2 separate regions of the Homo sapiens genome follow, and region 2 is linked to region 1. A link is a loop called in an ENCODE intact Hi-C map of the cell type or tissue named here. Cell type or tissue: PC-9. All regions are shown on one strand. Links, peaks and the distances in the headings refer to the core of each region. The heading gives the core; the rest is flanking DNA. Region 1 has its middle 29 kb from the start of SLAMF1. Region 2 has its middle 30 kb from the start of F11R.

The links. Peaks named below come from ENCODE experiments on the same cell type or tissue, not always from the same donor. Only the 100,000 strongest peaks of a DNase experiment are listed, where the experiment ranks them.
Region 2: a loop joins it to region 1, with 13 times the contacts of the local background. A loop is called at or near these places in 12 of 110 quality-filtered maps.

The regions. Positions count from the first base shown.
Region 1 is chr1:160,674,299-160,677,207 of GRCh38, reverse strand. No RefSeq gene overlaps it. Among named protein-coding and RNA genes, the nearest start is that of SLAMF1, 29 kb to the right of the region's middle. RefSeq lists a silencer at 2,410-2,519 and an enhancer at 2,370-2,909. In PC-9, for the core only: a CTCF peak has its summit at 1,429 (motif pointing left); no DNase peak of the experiment used is centred there; H3K27me3 peaks cover 279 bases.
Region 2 is chr1:160,989,264-160,992,172 of GRCh38, reverse strand. No RefSeq gene overlaps it. Among named protein-coding and RNA genes, the nearest start is that of F11R, 30 kb to the left of the region's middle. RefSeq lists an enhancer at 194-1,032. In PC-9, for the core only: CTCF peaks have their summits at 1,535 and 1,737 (motif pointing right); DNase peaks (open chromatin) are centred at 1,712 and 2,122; H3K4me3 peaks cover 399 bases; H3K27ac peaks cover 688 bases.

The DNA of each region.
Region 1 (2,909 bases), core at 224-2,723:
ACACACACACATATACACACACGCGCGAGCGCGAATGGGATAAACAAGCAGTAAGAAGGAAACAAATGCCACTTTCTGTCACAAATAAGCACATTCCTCAGCTGCTGAGGAACCAGCGTGCCTCTGCGGACATTGTATTTGTATTATTTCCAGTTACTGGAAACCTGAGGTAAATCTCACCTTAGACGGCTCAGGTCACAGACACCAACGGTTCCCTGCTCCTCCCATCCCTCAAGGCAGTGCCAGATACATAATTTGTGGGGCTCAGTGCAAAATGAAAATGTTGGCTCCCCTTGCTCAAAAAGCAAGGAAAATGTGCCAATAAAAGTACTGAAATATTAAGCCTTTTCTTTTCTTCCACAGTCTCTCTACTTGAGATGGTATTTTTTTATTTGCTTGCTATTTAATGCTGTTCTAAGTAAAGGCAAATTAAAAACTTAAATTATCATGAATTTTACTTTCTATATTTTAAAACATTAGTTTTAAATGAAAATAGAATATTTAATTCATATTTGGGATCATTGCAATTACTCAATTTCTATTTCGTGGCTCATGCATGCATATATATTTTGTTCTTATTGGAAGTGTGAAAACGCTGCGAAAACCCAACTTAACTTTTTTATTTTACTTCTTGTTGCATACACATTCTCCCAACACTCTGTGAAAGCCAGTGGCTCCCATAACGTGACCACTTTGCACTTACTTTGAGTTTCACTGAACTCCCACATATTTTGGGTAGGTCCGCTGGAGTGCTGTGCTCATGGGATATGAAAAAGGGTAACAAGGAATGGTGGCAGACATGCAGATTACATGTATCTTCCCTTCTCACCTGCATGCTTAAGCAGAAGCTGAAAGAGAAAATTATCAAGAATTTCCAGATAGTGTCAGCAGCAGCAGAGCACTAACCCAGGTTCAAGGCCCTTCTGACCTGGGGCCCCGTGTCACTGTACAGGTCACAAGCCCGTGAAGCCAAATTTACCTCAAGGACAACTAATATCTTACACCAAGACAACGGCCTTCTCTGGAAGTCACAAGGCCTGGTTCTTATGTTCCCCAGCCCCTCATATCTGTCTATGCATCAAAAGTTAGTAGAAGCTGGGCGCAATGGCATACACTGTAGTCCCAGCTACTCCCAGGGCTGAGGTAGGAAGATCACTTGAGGCCAGGAGGTGGAGGTTGCAGTGTGCTGTGATCATACCTGGGAAAAGCCACTGCCAGTCCTGCCTGGGAAACAAAGCAAGACCCTGTATCCTCAAAAAAAAAATAAATAAATAAAGGTTAGTGTGTTCCCTTATCAGTATACACAAGCCCATTTGTCTTTGTGCAAAGAGGATACTCCAGAATTAGCCTCAATTTCCAGTCATGAGTATACTCTTGTGAACTGAGGTGTCAGGATAAGTTGCTTCCCCTTGGCCTTCAGGCGGCTCAGGCAAGCTCCTGCACTGCCCTCTGCTGGCTCCAGCGCAGCAAGTTTAAGTAAAACTTAAAGCCTTGGATTAGGTCAGTGCTTCTCAAACTCTAACTTGCCAGCAAATCACCTGGGGATCTTGTGAAAATGCAGACTTTGAATCAGTAGGTCTGGGGTGGGAACCAGCTTGTCTCAACAGCCAGCATGAGGTTACACATGGAAGGTTGGCAAGGCCAGGAGCTCCTGTGGACTAAGAGAAAGTAACCCTCATATCTGGCTTTGCACAAATAAGCAGCTTGGATTGGGCCCTTGTGTTGGGACCAGGTAGGGGTACATATAAATAGACCTGGCCCCTCAGATCAGTGAGTTCATTCATTTACCACCTATATTTACCAAGTGCTTACCTATGCTAGGGGTCCCATGCTGGAAGCCACTTAGTAAGAACAAACACTGACTACCACGTATGCCCTAGGCTCTGTGCTGAGCTCATTACCTGAAAGGCTTTCTTTTTTTTTGAGGAGTGTTGCTCTGTCACCCAGGCTGGAGTGCAGTGGCGCGATCTCGGCTCACTGCAAGCTCCGCCTCCCAGGTTCATGCCATTCTCCTGCCTCACCCTCCCGAGTAACTGGGACTACAGGCGCCTGCCACCACGCCCAGCTAAATTTTTTGGCATTTTTTTAGTAGAGACAGGGTTTCACCGTGTTAGCCAGGATGGTCTCGATCTCCTGACCTCATGATCCGCCCATCTCGGCCTCCCAAAGTGCTGGGATTACAAGCGTGAGCCACTGTGCCCGGCCATGGCTTTCTTTAAGGAACAGGGCTGTGGGTTGTTTAGAGTGGAAGTGTTTCCAAAAGTCTTCATTGAGGATTTGGACTTTAAATGGTTTTTGGCCATTTAAAGGATTTGGCCAGGATAATTTTACACAACTGTTGGTATGATCAAAGCAGCCTTAGAAAGGTTCCATCTCTCATTGTCCCTTCTTGTCCAGGAATAAAAAGATCAAGCTCCTCCACAGTGTTCTTGGGCTATCTTCAAGTGCGTTTGTTAAAGTGGCAGCTCCTGCACCTGGAGAGTGTGCTCTCTCTTCCCCACAATTCTTTCTACTCCTCCTCCCCCATCTCTAACCTCCTTAGAAGACTGCATGGTGGGGCAGAGGATGGATTTAGCTCAGAGCCACCTGCACCAGCTGGCAAATGCTAACCACAGGCTCTATTCTCTTTCGCCAGCTGCTCTGCCCAGCCCTTTGCCCCAGTTGGGTGAGTGAGAGCCCACTCCTTTTGCCTGGTCCCCTCCCCCAACTCCAGCCTGCCTGTCTTTCCTCCTCTCTCCTCCACCATCTTCTCCTCCTACAAATTTTTGTCACCATCATGTTCTATTCCCATCATCTTTCCATCTCTCATTTTTCTGTTCCTCTGTCTCATCCCATCCTGCTGATTATTTTTTTTCATAACTCCCACTTTTCACCCAGACCTCACCATGCCAATTCTGCCTCTGATGTTC
Region 2 (2,909 bases), core at 311-2,810, 310 kb before region 1:
GCAGTGAACTGAGATTGCGCCACTGGGAGACAGAGTGAGACTCCAGTTCAAAAAAAAAAAAAAGTAAAAACGATGTTTATATATGAGGCTGTGCAAAAACAGGTGATGGGTTGGTAATTGGCAATTAACCAAGATTGAAAATCTTTTTTTTTTTTTTTTAATGGAGTCTGGCTCTCGCCCAGGCTGGAGTGCAGTGACAGAATCTCGACTCACTGCAAGCTCCGCCTCCTGGATTCACGCCATTCTCCTGCCTCAGCCTCCCGAGTAGCTGGGACTACAGGTGCCCGCCACCACGCCAGGCTAATGTTTTGTATTTTTAGTAGAGATGGGGTTTCTCCATGTGGTCAGGCTGGTCTTGAACTCCTGACCTTAGGTGATCCACCCGCCTCAGCCTCCCAAAGTGCTGGGATTACAGGCGTGAGCCACTGTGCCCAGCCTGAAAATCTGTGTTGACTCCGTCTCAAAAAAAAAAAAAAAAAAAAGTAGCTAGCCTCATTTGTTTTTCTTTCTTTCTTTTTTTTTTTTTTTTGAGACAAAGTCTCACTCTGTCACCCAGGCTGGAGTGCAGTGGTGCGAACTGGGCTCACTGCAAGCTCCGCCTTCTGGGTTCACGCCATTCTCCTGCCTCAGCCTCCCGAGTAGCTGGGACCACAGGCGCCCGCCACCATGCCCGGCTGATTTTTTGTATTTTTAGTAGAGACGGGGTTTCACCGTGTTAGCCAGGATAGTCTCGATCTCCTGACCTCGTGATCCACCCGCCTCGGCTTCCCAAAGTGCTGGGATTACAGGTGTGTGCCACCACACCCGCCGCGTCATTTGTTTTTCAACGCAGACTTATAAAATGCAGATTACTTTGGTCGTGGTCTGTAACATCCCCAGGGAGAAAGGAATGCAGAAGGCAGAGTGGTTAGGAGCAGCCACAAAAGAATGAGGAATGAAGAAAAAGGGGTGAATGAGAAACCAATGAGAAGTGTTGGGAGATGCCATGTAACTGGTGGGGATACCCATACCCATTTTAGAACAACTTTTTTTTTTTTTTTTTTGAGACAGGGTCTCACTCTCTTGCCCAGACTGGAGTGCAGTGGCCAGACCTCGGCTCACCACAACCTCTGCCTCCCAGGCTCAAGCGATTCTCTTGCCTCAGCCTCCCGAGTAGCTGGGATTACAGGCACGTGCTACTACTGCCCAGCTAATTTTTGTATTTTTAGCACAGGGTTTCACCATGTTGGCCAGGCTGGTCTCGAACTCCTGGCCTCAAGTGATCCACCTGCCTTGGCCTCCTAAAGTGCTGGGATTACAGGCATGAGTCATTCAGGCCGGCCCTGAATTTTTCAAAGTTGCCACCACCAACACTTTGTTCTTAGTGTGTGGACAGTAGAGCAGGTTGAAGGGCCAAAAAACAAACAAGCAAGCAAGCAAACAAACAAACCAACAAACCAGCCTCATTTCCTTGTCTCTGGTATGTTGAGAAAGTGGACCCTAGAGTTCAGTACCACTCCTCCTACCTTTGAGCCCAACTCATGATTTAAGATGTTGAAGTGCCCAATAAGGACCACATGGAAGCCTCCCTCAAAGAGTGTGGCACATGCTGCAACCCATAGGAAAGGGATTAGAATGCAGGTTTTTTTTCCATTTAGGGAGGAAGGAGCAGGAAATTTAGTAGGTAAGTAAAAGTAAGTACAAAGGCACAGCTACGAAGAAAAGGTACTTTTTCTGCAACTAGATATGCTACCACTAGGTGGAGCCAGACTCTCCTGGCATGGAACTTTTTTTTTTTTTTTTTTTTGACACGGAGTCTCGCCCTTGTCGCCCAGGCTGGAGTGCTGTGGCGCGATCTCGGCTCACTGCAACCTCCACCTCCCGAGTTCAAACAATTCTTCTGCCTCAGCCTCTCGAGTAGCTGGAATTACACGCGCCCGCCACCACACCTGGCTAAATTTTTTTGTAGTTTTAGTAGAGACGGGGTTTCACCATGTTGGCCAGGCTGGTTTTGAACTCCTGACCTCAAGTGATCCGCCCGCGTCGGCCTTCCAAAGTGCTAGGATTACAGGCGTGAGCCACCACGCCCAGTCTGACATGGAACTTCTAAACAGTGATGCTACGTAACAGGCCTGGTTCGCTGGAGATAAGTAAGAGGGGATAAAAATAGTTAACCTTACCTATCTGATTGGCAAAAATTCAAAAGCTTGATAGGGAGTCTATCTGAGCCTGGGCAGGTTCTGGAAGCTGCCCAATTTAAAAAAAACAATGGCGCCTGGTGCGGCGGCTCACGCCTGTAATCTCAGCACTTTGGGAGGCCGAGGCAGGTGGATCACGAGGTTAGGAGTTCAAGACCAGCCTGACCAACATGGTAAAACCCCGTTTCTACCAAAAATACAAAAATTAGCTGGGCGTGGTGGCACGCGCCTGTAATCCCAGCTACTGAGGAGGCTGAGGCAGGACAATCGCGTGAACCCAGGAGGCGGAGGTTTCAGTGAGCCGAGATCACGCCACTGCACTCCAGCCTGGGCAACAGAGCAAGTCTCCGTCTCAAAAAAAAAAAAAAAAAAAAAAAGGAAAATAAAAGACAAATGGCTGGGCATGGTGGCTCACACCTATAATCCAAGCACTTTGGAAGGCTGAGGTGGAAGGATTGCTTGGGGCCAAGAGTTTGAGACTAGCCTGGGCAACAAAGTGAGACCCTGTCTCTATGAGAAAATTAAAAAAAAAAAGGCCACCTTTTTGATACGAAAGGAGGGGAAATAAGAAAGCATACTATATTTGCTTATTTTTGCAGAAACAAACACAGGAAGGAAAATAAACTAAATTGGTTATTTCAAGAGGTAGATAAGGTCTAGATGAAATAGATACATGATCGGCCGGGCGCGGTGGCTCACACCTGTAATCCCAGGACTTTGGGAGACTGAGGC